2 separate regions of the Mus musculus genome follow, and region 1 is linked to region 2. A link is a loop called in an ENCODE intact Hi-C map of the cell type or tissue named here. Cell type or tissue: gastrocnemius. All regions are shown on one strand. Region 1 overlaps Dock4 (dedicator of cytokinesis 4). Region 2 overlaps Dock4 (dedicator of cytokinesis 4).

Evidence for each region. Hi-C counts contacts between places; a loop is a spot of excess contacts. Peaks named below come from ENCODE experiments on the same cell type or tissue, not always from the same donor. Only the 100,000 strongest peaks of a DNase experiment are listed, where the experiment ranks them.
Region 1: it touches region 2 in a loop (2.3-fold over the local background); 3 of 42 quality-filtered maps call a loop at or near these places.

The regions. Positions count from the first base shown.
Region 1 is chr12:40,579,766-40,584,765 of GRCm38, forward strand. The region is part of intron 1 of Dock4 (dedicator of cytokinesis 4); the gene reads left to right. Among named protein-coding and RNA genes, the nearest start is that of Dock4, 140 kb to the left of the region's middle. In gastrocnemius, no CTCF peak of the experiment used is centred here; no DNase peak of the experiment used is centred here; H3K4me3 peaks cover 359 bases; H3K27ac peaks cover 3,032 bases.
Region 2 is chr12:40,664,625-40,669,624 of GRCm38, forward strand. Dock4 (dedicator of cytokinesis 4) reads left to right here. Exons shown (of 53, transcript NM_172803.2): 9 at 3,782-3,863; 10 at 4,384-4,444. Among named protein-coding and RNA genes, the nearest start is that of Dock4, 220 kb to the left of the region's middle. In gastrocnemius, no CTCF peak of the experiment used is centred here; no DNase peak of the experiment used is centred here; H3K27ac peaks cover 1,252 bases.

The DNA.
Region 1 (5,000 bases), 85 kb before region 2:
ACACCATGGCTTTGAAGTTCCAAGCCCATTGCTGAACAAATTCTTAATTTTTGAGCCAGTTCTGCCGTGGAATGCCTGTTTTGTTCTGCCCAACTCTTTCAAATAAACAAACAAATATGTGGTCCAGTCTCTGCTTTCCTCAGACAAGTGCCAGCTAGGTAGGACATGCTCTGAGCCACCACATAGGGGAGCCAGAGAAGCTGGGGTGTCCGTTTCTGAGTCCCTCTCTAGTAACTCAGTTTCCACGGAGGTGATTTTCCTCTGCCTCTGACATCTCTGACAGCCCATGCATCTCTGCTATTTCCTGTGGACTTGAGGTAGGCCTCAGCCCAACCGCTGGGCTCAGTGCCTGAGGCTATGGCACTGATGAAGACTCTTCTGCCGGAGCTAAAGTCGGGCAGGCCTTGGGATCCAGCATCCATTCCACTGAGAGGGAAATACAAGCACCTCTGCAAGTCACTTTCAGAAGAAAACCTCGAACATCGATAGATATTTGGAAAGAGCCCTTTGTTGTTTAATTAATTATGACATCACAGGACTTTGTGACTTTTTATAATTAAACTGGATGGTCCCTTCATTGGGCTGAGAAGGAGCAGAGCTATGTCTAATCCTCTGTAGAAACAAGGGGTGAGTGCCATGGCTTTTTAAAAATAAAGAAGCCTTGGTAAAGCTGTGCATACCCAGTGAAGCATGAAATGAGGTGGCCAAAGACATCCTTTGCTTGCCTGTGTCTTGGTGTGATGTGGTCTCCTGCACTGAAGGCTCTGGTACATTTCCTGTCCTCCTCTTGAACTTCAAACCTTTGAACCTGATCTGAAGAGTTGGATATAAACAGCACCCTGGGGTCTTACACGTGGCCAAATATTGTACTATAATTAGTAAGCTTTATGGCCTGCCATAACCTTTCCTGACTGATGCCTAGGCCGAAAGAGTCAGTGCTTTTATTAGCTCTAGGCTTTAAGAGAATTGAGCCACAGTATATTTGAGCACTTTAAAGTAATAATACTTAAAATGAATAAATACTGAGTAGAGTGAAGTACAGCATTTAACTGGCTTCTTCATTAAAAAAAATATTTTTGGATTTGATTAATTAGCAGCAAAACTAAAAATTGAAATCCTATGGGTATTCTGTCAGTTAATTTCAAAACAAATTAACTATATTTGATGTGAATCATACGAATTTTCTTGAGCCTCAGTTTGTAGAAGGACTATGAGGATGCTGTGAGGCAGAACTGAGAGTGTGACAGTTGTGTTAGGGAGGGATAGGGATAAATGCAGGGACACATCAAAGGAGGGTGGGGCAAGGGGTGGGCTGCACAAGTTCTTCTTCCTCTAGCTTTACTGTGGGTGAGGAGCAAGCACCAGAGGTCTGTATTATACTTCAGGGTTGTGTCTAAGACGTTACAAAAGAGTGTAGAGATCCAGGTGGCGGCAAATGGGTGTTCAGGAAGCAGTCTGACTCAGCAAAGGTCTCACCATTCCTTCCTGTGAGTTGCCATGAAACCCAGCACCAGACATCTGTACTGTATTATTTGTCCAAAAGAAGAGAAAATAGAAAGGAATGTTGAACGAAACCCTGCAATTTTACCAAATATAATGTTACTTGTATTTATATGGCTCTTGAAAAAAAGACATTTAGGATTTGAATAGGTAGCATATGTGTGCTTATGTGTGTATGTGTCTGTGTGCTGTGCTGTGTGTGTGAGTGTCTGTGTGTATGCATGTGTGTCTGTGTGGTTGTGTCTCTTGTGTGTGCATATGTCTGTATGTGTGCCTGTGTATGTAATATGTTTACATGTATACATGTGTACATCTAGCTATGTATATCTCAATACATAAATACCTAGAAACACAGATCTATAATAAAAGATACCTGTCAAGCTGTTTATTTCAAGGTTTTAATTAAATTAGGAAGTAAATTAGAATAGTGTTGGGAAGATCAAAAATTATTTTCTCTGGTGTTTTTAGAAAATGCTAGAATATTTTTCATAGTTATATAAAATCATCATGTATTATAGAATTGTTCCATATAGCTACAAAGATTCTTTTTCTCATGGTCCTGGGCTTTTATTGAAAAAAATATTTGCAGCCAAGAGCAAATGAAATTTTTTATTATTAGAAAATGTCATTCTTTTCTCTGGTCTCTCTTTGACCTATTAATGGCTTCTCTGAAATCACTGCAATCATTCTTAGAGATCTCATTGCAAAAATTAGCACTATAGGTGTCACCTAAATCTTTCAATCTGCCTTGCTTTTCTTCTTATCAATGAACGAAGTCACTTGAAAAGAATCTGTAATTTAGTGTCATTGGTCATTCTTTGTGTACAAAGAATGACTGATGTGTGTGTAGAACCGTGAAGGCCTTTCACACCATCTTGCCACTAGCCTACCTTCCACGGTTGTAGTAGATGCTGACCCTGGACTGTGCTTCTTCAGTGTCTCACCTACTCTGTGTGAGTAAATTCTGTGAATCCCTGTATTGCGCAACAGTAGGTTCTGGGCTCATGTGATAGTCAGGGGAGTCTTACCCAGGTGTTTTTTGTTTTTTGTTTTTTGGTTTTTTTTTTTTTATGGTTGCACTCACTTTTAGGACTGTGCGCCTGATAGGCTATATTGCCAGATCACACAATATTTTTATAATTCATCGATTTGTACATATAATGTGACAATTGTAAGAGTATCACTTTAAAAATATGTAAACGAGACAGTATATAGATGGGCGGTTTGGCAGCATTACCAGACATTTTCACAGTATAAAATATAACGTATACTTTTAAGTAAAACAACCAAACAAACAACAAAACCCAAATCACCAATTTTCTTTTCCTTTTTTTATTGGATATTTTATTTATTTATATTTGAAATGTTAACCTCTTTCCCCATGCTCCCCTGAGGAAACTCCCTATCCGCCCTCCCTCCTCCTATTTCTCTGAGGATGTGCCACCACCCACCCCCCTCACTCCCAACTCCCTAGTCTTGCATTCCCCTAAACTGGGGCATCTAGCCTCTTCTCCCATTGATGCCTGACAAGTCCATACTCTATCAGCAATTTTCTTAATGCTGAAGGGTGCGAGGATATTGTTCAGGAGCTAGAGTTCTTCCTTTCCACTGACTTGCCCATGAGATCTAACATATATGTGACTGGGGGACTAGGGATGTAACTCAGTGGTTAAGAGAATTGACTGCTCTTCCAGAGGACCCAGGTTCAATTCCCAGTACCCACATGGTTGCTCACAAACTCCTTTAACTCCCATTCCTGAGTAATCTCATGCACTTACCTGGCCTTCACAGGACCCATGCATGCACTTCTACACAGACATAAATGCAGGCAAACAACCTATACACATACATAGGAAAGATAAGTTATTAAGACTACAGTTGAGATTTGTATCAATGACTCCCTTTACTCTTTCTAATTGACTGACTATATGACACTACATAGAACTAACAGAAATCAAAGAACCAAAATACTTAGTGACTAGTATAATGTTCATTTCATGTAAGTGGGTTAGACAGGGTACTGCAAAGGTTGGTAAGTGAACAATTTCATACTTTGGATTGTTTAGGTTGTATACAGTCCATTTAAAATCGAGAGAGTGAATGCAATGACCTTAGATTGAATAACATTACAACTTTCACTACAACCTACTGGAAGAGACATGCCAAAATCCAAGGTAAACCAAGACAGGTCCAAAGGGAGCAGTGTTTTAAAGTCTTCTGGCAGGGCCATCTTTAAAGCCTGGGGGAAATGCTCCATGCTATTTGTGATGCTGAATTCCTTGTTTCAGAGTTGTCTGTCAACAGACATAGGCAAGAAGAGAGAAATGAGGGTTTTAGTGTCTGCTTTGTACCAATCAACGGGCTAGGTGTTGAGGTAGATAGATACTTTTCCATCCTTATACTTGGTACCTAGTTTACTTGTACCTAGCTATGGCCTGAGCTATAGAAATGAAGCCTTGGGGGATTTTGTCATGTAAAGTGGTTGTAAAATTAGTAATGAGCCAGTGATCATTTGAATGAAAAATATCATCTGTAGCCTCAGGCTTTGGAACACTTATTTCCCAGTTAGTGGTGCTGTTTGGGGAGTTCTGGGTGGTCCAGCCTTGATGGAGGAAGTAGTCTCAGAGAGCTGGCTTTCACAAGAAAAGCCTTCCACCTCTTCAACATAGCAGTCTCTTGCCTGTGCTTCTGTTTGAAATAGGAGCTCTCAACTTCCTGCTCTTGCCACCATGCCTGCCATTCTCTGCCATGCCTCTGTACCATGATTGACTGTTACTCCCTTGCTCATGTTGTTTTATCACAGCAAGAGAAGAGTAACTAAGACAGAGTCTTTTCCTACGGTGTGCATGCTAGGACTTGAATGTAGCCTTACTCCTGACTCTACCACTGATCTATACTCACGGCCCATTACACTTTATATTTAAGTCTCTGGACTTGTAGAATCACTCTTCAGCAGCACACAAATTCGATACAGATATAATTGGATATATTTTAGTGCTGTTATTTGATAAAAGAGATGCTTAAGATGGTTAGGTCTTCTTGATTAATTGACTGTTTATCACTGGGTAATGATCTTTGCCTATATTGATGGTTAGTTGTCTAAAAATTAATAAAGCAATTACAGCTTTCTTGTGGTTGATGTTACCATGTTAAATTCAATTTTTAAAATATGTGATATGCATTTCTTCATATTAAGCTCTTCATTTTTTTAACAGTGTGCTAATTCCTAGCTTTCAATTGTGGTGTATAGTCTCATCACGTATAAAGTGTTCATCAATATGGTCATATTTAATTTTTTAAACATTTATTTGTGTGTGTGTTCAGATGTGTGGATGTGTGTTAGGATGATGTACCCAACCCATGTGTGCAGAAGTCTATGCATATGTGCGTGTACAAGCTAGAGAAGACCTTCAACTGTTGGTTCCTGGCCAAGTTTCCCTGTGAATCAGCATGTCTGTCAGGTTCCCAGGGGCTACCGTTGTGTTGTTCTGGATTAATTC
Region 2 (5,000 bases):
CTTTTGTTTAATCTTTTAAGAAGAAAGCATTAGAAAACATTGTGTCACTGTAGTTGTTCTTATTGTCTTTTTTTTGAATTATGTTTACCTCTTAAATACTGTATCACACTATGTTTTATCTATCCCATTTCATGTAATAAAGATGTAAAATGTGCATGAAAACAGGAGTAAATGAAGTTATCCAGAAGATCTAGAATTCAGAGCTACCATGCATTAATGAGGTGACTCTTGACCACTGGTCATGAAGTACCATCAATTGAACTGTTGCTGGGAAATTCTGTATGCATTCCTACTGGAAATTCAGTTTTCAAGACTTTTAGGGAAAGAGGAAATGTTGGAAAGGGATTAAAGCTTCCAGCTATGGGAAAATTTTAGTTTTGTTTTGCCTTAAGAAGGCTGCTTAGCTTGCCAGGCATGGTGGTGGATGTTATTAATCCCAGCACCTGGGAGGCAGAGGCAGGCAGATATCTGTGAATTTGAGGCCAGCCTGATCTACAAAGCAAGTTTTAGAACAGCCAGGGCAGTTACACAGAGAAACCCTGTCGTGAAGAAACAACAGAAACCAAATAATCCAAGAGTTGTTTGGTCTAATCAAAGACTGCCACGTCATTCGTAGAAGCTGAAGATGTGCATGTTGCTAATTATAAACCTAGTTCTAGTTGCTCGTTGTTGTAATAAGTCAGACACACAACCTTTCTGAGGCAGAAAAGAATGGAAATTCCTTAACGAGGCATGCACATCCCTCAAAAAACACTTACGAGTTTATAAACTAGAATCTCTCACACATCCTAGAGAACTGCAGTAGAAGCTTGCCTGAGGCAGCATGGCAGAAATCCATTTGTGTGTGGCCAATAACCTTTATATGAGACTGTCTCGAGACTTACAGATATGCTAGAACGAACTGGCTTTGGCTTGTTTGGTTTCTATCCTGGCTCAGAAAACATATGTTATGATAATCTCTAAATGTGAGAATAGGGAATTATAGTTCAAAGACTCTGAATTGCATTACTGAAGGTAATTTTTTTCCTAAAACTATTTGTTGAGTAAGTAGTTGATGTATCACTAAAGCTGAAAGGAAACACATTTTGTAAAACAGCACCATGTCATAAATGAATAGACTGTCTTTTATTGGACATGGAGATTTTCTGTCTGGTTTTTAATAAATTGCAAATGACTTATTGCTTCATGGTATCCATTTTGAACCTATTTTTATCTTCCCTCTAAGGCATGCTTAAGCTGAAGGATATGTTGCTGGCTTAGTATGTATTGATGTTCTTTCTGGAACAGGATATGATATAGTATAATACTTGCATAATCAGGATTCTGTCTAGACCGGTGAAATTAAATAGTGACAGAGCAAAAAGCATCTCTTCCTGAAACAGAATTCTTTAGAAGATGGTTTTTATCCAAACACTGATGAAACTTACAGATAGTGAATGTTTTTCTTTAAATAACAGGATTAAAGTTGAGGTTTTAATATGTAAAAATGTCTGAATTTTTGTGTATTAGTTTTATTGATTTTTCAGCCGATAAGTCGTAAGGTAGTGTGAAAATAAAGAGGACCTTCACAGGGAAGGCTATTCACATTATGACATGAGACACTATTTGCAACAGAGACCGGGGAGGGCACTTGTCCCGCTTGTGTTGTGTGCTAAGGTATTATAATTAGTAACTGCACAGTAGTGATGTATCAGTGAGAAACTAAGTAACTTCATCATTTATACCCTAAGACTGCTTAAACTTTAGCAGTTTTGACTAAATAAAAATCACATATTTACATTTTTAGCAAGTTTTGTCTTTGTTTAATAGAATTTTCGTAGAATTCATGTCCCTACTCATATTTTCACTGTGAAAAACAAACTAACTTGTCAGGGAACAAATTTCAACTAAGAACTCCTTTGCAGCCTGCTTAACCAAGATTAGTGCTTTCTTTGTTCTTGGTGGCACATAGAAGGCATGGTAAAAGTTAGTTTGAAACCTCCGGGTCCTGTTTGACATTAGTGCCACGTGAATGTACCAAATACACAGATGTCTGTGCCTTTTTCTGTGTGGATTTTCAAGACAGGGCTTATTATGAAGGCCAAGCTGTCCTCCAACTCATGTCAATCCTCCGGCCTCAGCCTCACAAGTGCTCAACACCATACCTGTCCATTTCTCCTCATACTAAGGAACTCTTCACTCCATATCTGTGTAGAACAGAACAGTAATTTGACTTTAGTAGTCAAATAAGGAGTGAAGATTTTCAACAAACATACCAGATACAGTTCTTTTTCCTGAGGGCATGGTGAGTATCAAAGGAGTCAGGCCAAATGAAGAGCTTAGCAGAGTGCCTGTTAAAGGATGATTGTTCAAAGGGTCAACCAGTAGTGTGACTATTTGAGCTGGAATTCCCTTGTTCTGAGATAAATCTGCATGTACTTCCTTTGATCAGATCTTAAGTTTGAAATAAAAATGAATGTGCTTTTACCATGAAGAAAGTGTCTAGTCCTTTTGAAAGGAAAGTATCGTAGCTGAGCATTGGAGAAGACTGAGTTCACGTTGCATGCTTCATTGTGTTTGTTCTTCCCAACATGCATTTCAGACTCACTTGGAAATTGTGGTTTCAGTTGAAACCTTGCAGCAATTTCTCTGCTGTATCAGCCCCCTGCTCTGTGGAAGAAGCTGGGCTCAGAGGAATGGAAATGGCCCAGTAGAGTGATGTGTGTTGGTTGCCCTCTCATATGAGAGGTCATGAATAGCCATAGTATGAGAAAATGATGAGGTTAGCCAGGCAGCTGCATCTGTTAAATGCCTCCATCTAGATTTATATCACAAAAGGGAACAGAAGTGTGGTAAGGCCTTTATAATTTGAAACCCAAGGTTCTCATTCTCCTCCTGGTAGTATTTGAATATTAGAATCATTATTTAAGGCAAGGATATGGTGATGAATGTAATGTGATAGGTTCTGAACCTTATACTAATAATGCCAGATACCACATTTCCCTGCTTCTCTCCTAGGCTAACCCTGCAGTAGCCAAGACCACATATTATCATTTCACATTCAGTGGATATTGGCTTTGTGTTCTCTGCCTGGGGCAGCCACTTACTTGATTCTTCCACTAGAAATTGAAATTCAGTGGGGGATTTAAAGCTGGAGATAGTGAATGCCTTGATATTTCTTGGGTGGACAACCATTGTGATGTTTGAATGTCAGTAAGTGTTTCATAAATTACCTTGAATCTGGCAACATTTCTGGCCTTAAATTACTGGCTGGTTGACAGAGTGAGTAATTTGTGTTTGCTATAAACATGAGTGACACTGTATTATCAAATACAGGCTCAGTGAAGAGTTTGAGATCTTCTGTTTATCTGTAGACCCAAGTAAATTCAAGTCTTATCCCTTGACACTTTAGCTGTGTTTTGAAGCATAAACACAAAGACCAAGAACTATAAAGCCATTTTTATTGTTACATTAAGCAACATGACATGAATTATTAAAACATCTTAGATGTAAACATAGGGAGGATTGGGCTCTGCTACCTCAAATCATGTGTTGGTTTCTACTGTATGGAATAATAGCAGTGGTGCTACTGACAGGAAACCAGCCTATTGCTGGAAAGGTTGGTTTTTGGGGTTTTTTGCATATGCATTTATGCAGATACTGCTTTGCCAGTTCTATCAGAAATGAAGCCCATGCTTGTTGTATTCAGTGCTTTCCAATGCCAAGCTTTCAGATGCTGAACAATTAGTAAAGGCTAACTATGAAATAATATTCTAAGTGTCTGACTGTCTTTCTCTTATAGTGAGAGATTTTTCTTGAGACTGAATAGAAATGGGCTTCCCAAAGCCCCGGATAAGCCTGAAAGACACTGTTCTCTCTTTGTGGTAAGTGGGGTCCTGTGTTCCTTGCTTAGGAGAATTAGGTTATTGATAGAGAAACCCATGACTCTGCGTAAATGACTCAAATAACGCAGAGATTACTGTAGTGGTTAGAATTCTGATTAACAGCAATCACAGTTGCCTTGCTCCCTTCACTGAGATTTTTAGTCTGGTTAAGACACCTGTTAGAGTACCGGTGACCCTGGGTGACTGTTTCACAAGAACAGTGGTACCTGGGCCTAGCAAGGCATTGGCTATCTAACCCATGGTTCTTAAGTGTTTGAAAATGGGTGAGTAAGAGATTTGATCAACAATTAATTGTCTTTCTTCCTAAGCTTTTTTTTTTTTTTCATACCGACCAATCAGCAGCAGTGAGTTATTTAGACCTGGGTTTGAACACCGTCCTTCTGACCTTGTTCCATTGCTCTGTGTATCTTTGTCCTTGTTCATGGGAGAATGGAGAAGCGCTTGAGCTTTGCTGCACAGCATAGGAACTCTAAAATAACCAGGCTTTGTTTCTCGGTAGGACTTGGGTAGCAGTGAACTCAGGAAGGACATCTACATTACCGTGCACATTATCCGAATTGGTAAGTTGCAGACTTGTGACTCTTGGGAATGATACCCAAGGGGTTTCTGTATGGTTCAGTACTGTTTTCTGTCTGGAATTAAATTTGTATCCAAGAAGCTAAGGGGTTTAGAATTATTCTCCTGCCCCCTTGATCTCACCCTCAAATAGAATTTTATCTTTTCCAATATAAATTGTTAAATATTGCATTGTGCCTTATTGATTCAAGCATGTTATATTTTTCTTCAAATTTTACCCCAGAGAGCATTGTTTTGGAATATTGCATGAGGGAGGGGCTTTGAGACAGTAGATGCTGTATGTTTTTCAGTTTGTGTGCTATCATCACCTAATTCAAGGATCTAAGAAACTCTGTGGGGAAAAATGAATATGCTTCTTTAACTGTCAACGCCCGCTTACTCAGATTTGATCTGATCGTGAAGACATTTAGATAATGCAGCATGTATTCACATCGTGCACAGCATCATTGTGGTAGAGAAGGGATACTCTTCTTCATTTTCATACATGAAATTCTTTTAAAAGTGGGGCATTCTCCAGCACAGCAGCTCATGAAAGTGAGT